Linked DNA regions of Homo sapiens: region 2 is linked to region 1. A link is a loop called in an ENCODE intact Hi-C map of the cell type or tissue named here. Cell type or tissue: dorsolateral prefrontal cortex. All regions are shown on one strand. Links, peaks and the distances in the headings refer to the core of each region. The heading gives the core; the rest is flanking DNA.

Region 1 (4,387 bases), core at 151-4,150:
CGATACAGATGAACCAGGAGAATGGGTGAGGGACATGGGAAAGGTGTCAACGATGAAAAATGTTAGTTTTTATACTCACTTAAAAAAGTAGAAATTGGATCCTGGAGAATTGGAGGGTGGCATTTCGAGGATGGAGAAGAGGAGAAAGAAGAATCCAGGCAGATGGACCAACACACGCAGAGGCCTAGAGGAGCGAGCAAGCAGCATGTTGCAGAAGCTGGGTGATTTGGCATGGCTAGGAGGGACCGTGTTTCGGGGAGGAGAGGACCCACAGTTGGAACCTTGACTGGGGTTAGACCCCAGGACTTGGTATATCTGGCTTCATCTGCAAGTAACAGAAAGCCCAGCGCAAACCTCTTAAACAATAAAGGAGAGTGCATTGTTCCAGGAAGTCCTGAGGACGTGGGAACTGCAGATGGATTGGAGGGGAGACCCCTGAGTCAGGGACCCATTGAGAAGTCAGGTGGTAAATTGGAAATGGGAAGGAAGAGGTGATTTTGAGGAGCGTGTAGGGACAAACTGGCATGATAACCAAGTTTCGCACAGAAAGCGTAAGTGAGAAAAACGATGGCAGTTTAAAGCCTCTCTTTGATTATCCCCTTGTCACCTTTCCCTCCCTCCTGTCCTATAACACCTTTCCCACCCCTCCTTCGCCATCCCCCATCTCCAGCAAAGACCCCAGGAGTGATGTTTGGTATCCTCCTTTCCTTCACACCTCGGCATGAAACTCACCATCAATTCTTGCTGTTTTCCTCTTCCCATTTCCACCCTCCAAGCCTCAGTTAACTCTGTCTTGAACCACTGCCGGGTTAACCAGCTGGTTTCTTGTGTCCACTTTCACTTGCCAATACTCTCTCCAATCCAAATTCTCTGCATCATATGTAGCCAGATTAATAATGATTAAAAAAAAAAAAAACCAAACCACCAAACGAAAAGCCCCCAAACCAAATCATACCTCTCACTTGCTTAACTCCAGAGGCCTCCTTGGAATAAAATCCACTCCTGTCCACATGGAAGGCCCTGGGAGATCTGGCCCTGCTGGTGTGCAGATCTCATGGAACCTACTCTCTCATTTCCTCATTCCCTTCTGGTGCCTTTTTTTTTTCTTTCTTTTTTTTGAGATGGAGTTTCGCTCTTGTTGCCCAGGCTGGAGTGCAGTGGTGTGATCTTGGCTCACTACAACCTCTGCCTCCCGGGTTCAAATGATTCTCCTGCCTCAGCCTCCTGAGTAGCTGGGATTACAGGCATGCACTACCACGCCCGGCTAAGGTTGCATTTTTTTAAATTTTTTTTTTTTTGAGATGGAGTCTCGCTCTGTCGCCCAGGCTGGAGTGCAGTGGCGTGATCTCGGCTCACTGCAAGCTCCGCCTCCCGGGTTAACACCATTCTCCTGCCTCAGCCTCCAGACTAGCTGGGACTACAGGCGCCCGCCACCACACCCGGCTAATTTTTTGTATTTTTGGTAGAGATGGGGTTTCACCATGTTAGCTAGGATAGTCTCAATCTCCTGACCTCGTGATCCGCCCGCCTTGGCCTCCCAAAGTGCTGGGATTATAGGCGTGAGTCGCTGTGCCTGGCCCTGGTGCCTTTTTTCTTTACTGCAAATTAGCCAAGCTTTTCCCCCTGCTTTAGGGTCTTAATGTAGGCTGTTCCTGCAAATCAGAGGTCTCGCCCAGTTATTACCTTGTTTATTTATTTGTTTTAATGGTTTCTTGCCTTATTCCTTCTCCTACCCAAAATGAATGATAAATTCCCTGATGGAGAGGACGTTGCCTGCCATGTTCAACGTCCAATCCCCAGCACCCACTACAATGGTTGACACACAGCTTTAAATGTGTGTATGTGCGCCTGTGTGTGTGTGGTTGTGTGTGTGTGTGTTGGATGACAAAAGGCCCCTAGTTCCGTTTGCGGAACTGGGACTCAGAGAGGGGGAGCCCAGTTTGCAGAGGAAGGTGTCGAAAGCAAGGGATGAGCAGGCCATTCAGGTGAGATGTACAATAGACAATTCAGATCCTCCTTACTCTTGTAGCACTTCCTCATTCCATACTGCTTTATGCGGAGATTATTTATAGGTTAAAAGTGCTTTTGTAGACATGGCCCCTTTAGACCTCTCTACAACCTTGGAAGGGAGTAGAATGATTATTCCCATTTTACAGATTAAAACCTCGAGCACAGAGATTCTTGTCTGAGGCCCACACAGCTGGAAGGCTCTAAGTCCAAATTTGAACCTGGGTATTCAAATCCCCAGATCTTTGTATTTTATTATGGTTTTAGAAGTCATGACCCATTTTCTCCACCTTTACCAGTGAACAATAAGGATGACGAATCATGTTGCAAAACACTTTCATTTTGATGCTGATCAAACTGAGCTTAGTTTGCACGTGTATATATATATATATATATATATATATATATATATATATATATATATAGGCTAAGCCATATATATGTGCGTATGTATATATTTTCTCCCTAAGATCTTAAAACCTCGAGAAAGGCAGAAGAACTAGGGAGAGATAAAAATATAACTAGAAGAAAGGGCTCAGAGGGAACAAATGAAAAGAAACAAAGGTAGGATTATAAACTAAAAGAAAGACAAAGAACATATTTAAATTATTCTTGTTTTTTGGCAAGGTTATCAACAAAAAGATGTGGGTAACAAGATAAATTAGGCACACTAAACTAAAGCAAGAAGGCTTATAATTGATGAAGAAAAAAAAAGAAGAAAACAGTTCCCTTGGGGGAGGCAGAAGAAAAGCGAGGCGGGGCAGAGGGAGGTGGCCATGGATCAGCACAGCTCAGCCTGGCCAAGCCATTCCCATACGGTGAGCACTGGAGGCCCAGCATGTGGTGGGTGTTTAGGGAAGACAGAAAAGAGGAAGATGTTAGGCCCTTGACTTCAGTTTGCTGATGGCAGCCACATGGGGAAAGGTTCGAGGGCAAGGAGAGATGATCTATGGGGTGCGCAAGTGGGGATGGCTTTGGTGTGGGTGGGAAGGGTAGGGGCTTGGAGCTAGGTGTCGAGGGATTCGAGTCTCAGCCTTGATGTGGATTAGCTGTGTGACCATGACCAGATTACTTAACCTCTCTGAGCTTCAATCGGGTCAACATAGGCACAGGAATAACACTATGTACTTTATAGGTTGTCATGGGGTTAAATGTGATCATGTGTCGCAAATGTTGCTCAGTGTTTGGCGCCTGGCAGGCACTGCATAGCCATTGATTCCCTCACTGATCAAAGCAGGGGGTAGTGGCTGTGGCCATTCTGTGACAGGAATCTGAGTCTCAGTAAGAGTTGTGACTTTCTGTTCCTTTGGGCACTGTCTTCAAATCCTCAGAAGGCAGGAAGCAAGGAAACAGAGTCAGTGAGCTGTTCCCCCGTTCCCCCCGGTTGGGTGGCTCCATCTAGACTTGGAGATTGGGGTGGCTTTGATTTGTGAGGAAGCTGTGTGGGTCGTAACTGGGTACGTTTTTATTTGCGGGTTACTGTGTGCAGTAACTTACCACATTTGCTCTTTGAAAACGCCTTAATGGGCTGCTGTAGTAGAAAGAGAAAATCTTTCATTGGTATGTGTATGTCGTCCAAATGGTATTTTTAAAGATTTATTTTTGTGTGTTCACGATGTTCTTGAATAATGTTTCCATAAGTACGGTCAAAGATAAAACTTGAGCGGTGCACGAAATCTGGTCGTGCATATTTTAGAGTGTGACCGTCTTTTGACCAGCCGTGGGATCCATTTGTCAAGTTCTTCACTGACTTGTGTTTCCTTAGGAGGACTTGCTTGAGCCGGCTCGCTGATGGAGAAACTTCTGAACATGGGCCAAGCTAATGGTGATGGCCCTGTTGAGTGTCACCCTTTCTCCTTTTACCTGCAGCAGTGTGGCTCTCCAGCGGGACTAGTGGAGGCCAGAGCCTCATAGCTCAGTCATTTATCAACAAACAGCTGATGAGTACCTTTGATGTGCTGGGTGCTGTGTGGGGATTTGGGGGACACAGGTTGACTTAGATGGACAAACCAGCTGGTCACATGCAGCCAATCAAGTAACAAGAAAAGGGACGTGACTAAGGTCCTATGCTAGTCAGGGTGGTCAGGCAATGACTGAACTGGGGTCATTTCTCCAGGAACTTGAAAGACACAAAAAAGCCAGCCAGGGAAAAGCAGTGCAAGTGCAGAGGCCCTGGGGCTGGGATAAGTTGGCCTGTTCAAATAATGGAAAATGGGTTGGCACTGTGGTGGGAATGTATGTCCCCTCCAAAACTCATGTTGAAATGTAATCCCCAATGTAGCAGGATTGAGAAGTGGGGCTTTTAAGAGGTGGTGGGTTATGAGAGCTCTGCCCTCATGAATGGATTAATTCACTTGTGGGTTAATGGATGAATGGGTTA
Region 2 (4,387 bases), core at 77-4,076, 75 kb after region 1:
TTCTGATTCATCTTTATGGAAGGTTAAAATAAAAATAACATTTTTTCCCACCACATTGAACAGAAGCCAGTCTCCAACCTTCACACGGTGTTCCTTAGAACAGGATTACACACTCCACTCGAGGGAAGTCAAATGCTCCTCTTCCCTCTGCGCCTGCCTGATTTGCTTTCCAAATCAAGAAGTTGGATAGAGTGAAAGGCTGGTTTCATTTGCAGAACATTTTGGCATCTGATTTTTGTTCCTGTTCAGTAGTTTTAGAAAATATACGGGTTCAGCTCAGGTTCAAGCTGGTCTACTATTTTTTTTTTTTTTTTCTGGAAAAAAACACTTTGGTTTGTTCCACTGTGTTTGGTAACAAAATTAATGTTTGGGCCCAGCTCAGGGTTCAGTGAACGGGTGCGGGTTGTTTTGGTCATGGATGGACAGTGAGAGCTCTTGATTGGGACTGGATTTCTTCTGCTGCAGGGGTGAATTGCTCGTCTGTTAGCCAGCCGCCCTCCAGCTCCAGAGTGTGGCCTCAGAACTCCCTGGATGACGCCTCACCTCCTGGCCAGATGGTGAATGGGGCTCTGTGTGGAGGGGATGCAGTCTGGGCAGAGCAGGCAAAGCTGGGAGGCAAGTGGCATGTTCCTTGGGATGCTTCCCCCACCAACTCACAGACCTGGGCTGCTGGGAGAGGCAGCCCCAAATGCTATTTGACCCTTCCTTTTGCTGGAACTGCATCTTCTGGAGATCTGTTCACCACAGACAAATCCATTGGCAGGTGTCCGGAAGGAAGCAATATAGAACAAGCAGCCCTGTGCCAGGGCCGTGTCTGTGAAGCAGAGCGGTATGATGCAGAAGTTTGTCATCTTCAAGAATCCCTGTCCTGGCGCACCTAGCCTGGTGACCTCTGCCAAGTGACTTGTTTCCTTCAAGCTTCCATGTCTTCACCTCTACGGTGGAGAGACTGAGCTAATAACTGTCTTCCACCTGCAAGATGGAGGTGAGGACCACATAGGAGCTGGCACGTAATGGATTTAGCATAGTGCCTGGATTATGGTGAAGTGCAACAAGCTTAGCCACTCTTGAGTTTTGAGGGACACACCACACATGCATGAACATATGAAGGTGGTATAAGAACCAATAAGTGCACAGGTGAATAAATGCTGCAGGAGTTCAAAGCAGGGAGAGAGGGCTTCCCTAGGGTTCCAGGGAGGGCAGGCATTCTGGTGATTTGAACTGGGCCTCAAAAGAGGATTCCATTGAAAGGAAGGTGAAGACAAACCTAGCATGTTCTTCTCAAAGCTTGGGAAGAGATCTATGCATCATATACCCACTGCCTTTGTTTTAGATGTTGAAGGCCTTGAGCAAAGTCATATGTCAAATTAGTAGCAGAGCTGGGGCTAGAGGCAGTGACTTCTCTTGTACTTTTTCCATCACACCTTGCTGGCCATTGGAATTTCTCTTAGTCACTATGCGTTTGTTTGCAAGTGACAGGAAAAAAACTCAGTTCACACCGGCTTAAGCAGAAAAGCAAAGAAAAACAACAGCAGCAGCATCCCAACAATAACAGAGAAGAGAACGTACTGACTTCTCCCTTGGACAGACTCTCCCACGGGGGCTCCTGGCATCTCCAAGCTTACCTGCTTCCAGCCTCACATCCAGGAGAAGGAAAGCATCTCGCTCCCTTCAAACAATCCCATGTCAAACAATCAAGTCTCACCAGCCTGGTTGTGCTCACGGGCCTCCCAAACCAATCACTGTGGCGAGAGTTTTATTTATTTATTTTGTTGTACTCTGATTGGCCAGACTTCGACCACCCGCTCACCCTTGGAGTCTTCAGAATGACACGGTCTGGGGTGTTCTTACTGGTAGAAGAGGGAGTGGCTTCTGGGCAGACAAAAACAGCAGTGCCCATTCAGTGTGGTCACAAGGTTTACACACTTCTTGTGGAGAAGGAGCAGGAGAGGGACCACCACCAAGAGGTGAGAGGCTCCTTTTCCCTCTGAGTTCTGAGTCAATGCTTAGCTAGTGGTAGCAGAATAACTATACAGTTTGCCCGTGCCCCCGGGAACAGAAGAAGCCGGGCGCCCATTGTGTGGTCCTGGCACATGCACTATGGGGCCGATCCAAGATGGGTCTGGAGAGCTGCCTATTAGAGCTCTGGGTCAGTGAACCACGGGAGTTGAGTTGGTGACTGTTGGAGATTCCAGAGGCAGTGTGGTGAGACAAAGGCAAGCTTGATGAGGGGAGGAGTCCACGAGCATGGTGTAGGCAGGCCTAGGGGCCAGGTTCAGAGCCGGGATGAGGAATTGCATGCCTGAATGACCCATGGCATGTGGCTGTTTTTCCCCTGGGCAGGGAGCCAGCTTGGCCCCGGTGGCCACTCTGGGTGGTGGTGGATATCCCGGAGACAGCTCATTCCCCGCTTTGGGGCTGCCGGGAGAGGAGGGAAGAAGAGCCCGCGTGGTTGTATGTTGTCTTCGGAGTGAGATGGAAAGCACGGGTTGGGAAAGGTGACCTGCAGGCACACCAGCCCCGGGCTGTGGGGGGGATGCTCAGAGCCCACCTGGCTTCGCCTGTTTGCAGCTCCTTTCTTAAGACATGTTCTGCAGAGAGATGAGGATTTGCACGCGGCTGATGTGTGGAGGAAGTGCTTCCAGGGAAACAGCGAGGAATGGGAAGCAGCACAGGGCAGGGGAAGAAGCCAAGGGACGCCTCAGCCGGAGGCCCATGAGGGTCGCTTCAGTCTGATCCTGCAGGGGACTCTGGAGTGTTAGCTACTACTCAGGGCTGGTAGAGAGCTGGGCTTTCATACCCCGGGATCGTCAGGCATTGGCTGAGGGCCACCCCAGAGGACTGTCAACTCCCAAACGCTTCTCTCAGGTTCAGACTTTTGGAACAAAACACATGGAAGGTGGGGGATGGGTACCGGCAACAGCAAATACACTTTCCTGGGTGAGGGGATGGTGGGGGGGTTGGTGTGGAGGGGACATTGGATGAAGCAGGGACACTCTCTGCTCCAGGAGTTTTTTTTCTGGTCACAAAACTTCACCACATGCGTTCTGGCTGAGAGCCCATGGGCAGACTTCTTCCCCATGTGGATGAGTCTAGAGAACACCCAGGTCTGTATCTCCAGGGCCCCTGTATTAACTGCATCTAAGAAAACTGACCTAAGCACAATGAGCTCATCACACTGAGCAGGACAAGGGCAGGCTGGCTTCAGGCATGGCTGCACTCAGGTGTCCAGATGGTGTAGCAGGGGCTCTGTTTCCTGCCTCTGCTTCCCTCTCTGTTGGCTCTGTCCTCAGGCTGGTGTTCACCTCATGGTGGGGGGATGGCCGCCAACAGTGGAAAAAGAGAGTAGAGGTGACCCTTGAACAACATGGGTTTGAACAGTGCGGGTCCACTTACATGTGGATTTAAAAAACTAAAAGTTCCACCGAGCGTGCCTGCCTCTTCTGCCTCTCCTTCCACCTCCTCCACCTCTTTTGCCTGTGTCACCTGGGAGACAGCAGGACGAACCCCTCCCTCTTCTTCAGCCTACTTGATGTGAAGGTGATGAAGACCTTTGTGATGATCCACTTCCACTTAAAAAACAGTAAATATATTTTCTCTTCCTTGTGATTTTCTTAATGACATTTTCTTTTCTCTAGCTTACTTTATTGTAAGAATACGGTGTAGGCCGAGCACAGTGGCTCACGCCTGTAGTCCCAGCATTTTGGGAGGCCAAGGCGGGCAGATCACCTGAGGTCAGGAGTTCAAGACCAGCCTGGCTAACATGGTGAAACCCCATCTCTACCAAAAGTACAAAAATTAGCCAGGTGTGGTGGCGCCTGCTGGTAATCCCAGATACTCGGGAGGCTGAGGCAGGAGAATCACTTGAATCCGGGAGGCGGAGGTTGCAGTGAGCTGAGATGGCACCACTGCACTCCAGCCTGGGAGACAAGAGTGAGACTCTGTCTCAAAAAACAAAAAACAGAAAACGGTGTATAATACATAGAACATAAAAAATATGTGCTAATTCAACTATTTATGTTAATGGTAAGGCTTCCAGTTAACAGTAGGCTATTGGTAGTTAAGTTTCTGGTAAGCCAAAAGTTACGTGTACATTTTCCACTGCATGGGCTGTCAGAGCCCCAACCCCTGCGTTGTTCAAGGGTCAACTGTGCTTTGCTTTTAGGTCTTCAGCAAGGGCCATGGAAGGCACTCTGACTGGGTCACATGCACATCCCTGAACTAATCTCTGATGCTCTGAGTGACCAGGCCTGGTCACCTTATCTGTGCACTGTGTGTGTGTGTGTGTGTGTGTGTGCGCGTGTGTGTGTGTGCATGCGTGCATGTGTGGCACTTTCCCAAGGAACATCAGGGCTGTGTGACTAGAGGAGGAGACTAGATTAAGGTT

The links. A loop is a pair of places that touch in the nucleus more often than their neighbours do. Peaks named below come from ENCODE experiments on the same cell type or tissue, not always from the same donor. Only the 100,000 strongest peaks of a DNase experiment are listed, where the experiment ranks them.
Region 2: it touches region 1 in a loop (2.3-fold over the local background); 1 of 110 quality-filtered maps calls a loop at or near these places.

What each region holds. Positions count from the first base shown.
Region 1 is chr5:173,335,750-173,340,136 of GRCh38, forward strand. No RefSeq gene overlaps it. Among named protein-coding and RNA genes, the nearest start is that of MIR8056, 9.5 kb to the right of the region's middle. In dorsolateral prefrontal cortex, for the core only: no CTCF peak of the experiment used is centred there; no DNase peak of the experiment used is centred there.
Region 2 is chr5:173,410,538-173,414,924 of GRCh38, forward strand. The region is part of intron 1 of LOC105377732 (a long non-coding RNA gene); the gene reads left to right. Among named protein-coding and RNA genes, the nearest start is that of MIR8056, 65 kb to the left of the region's middle. RefSeq lists an enhancer at 2,079-2,580. In dorsolateral prefrontal cortex, for the core only: no CTCF peak of the experiment used is centred there; a DNase peak (open chromatin) is centred at 2,089.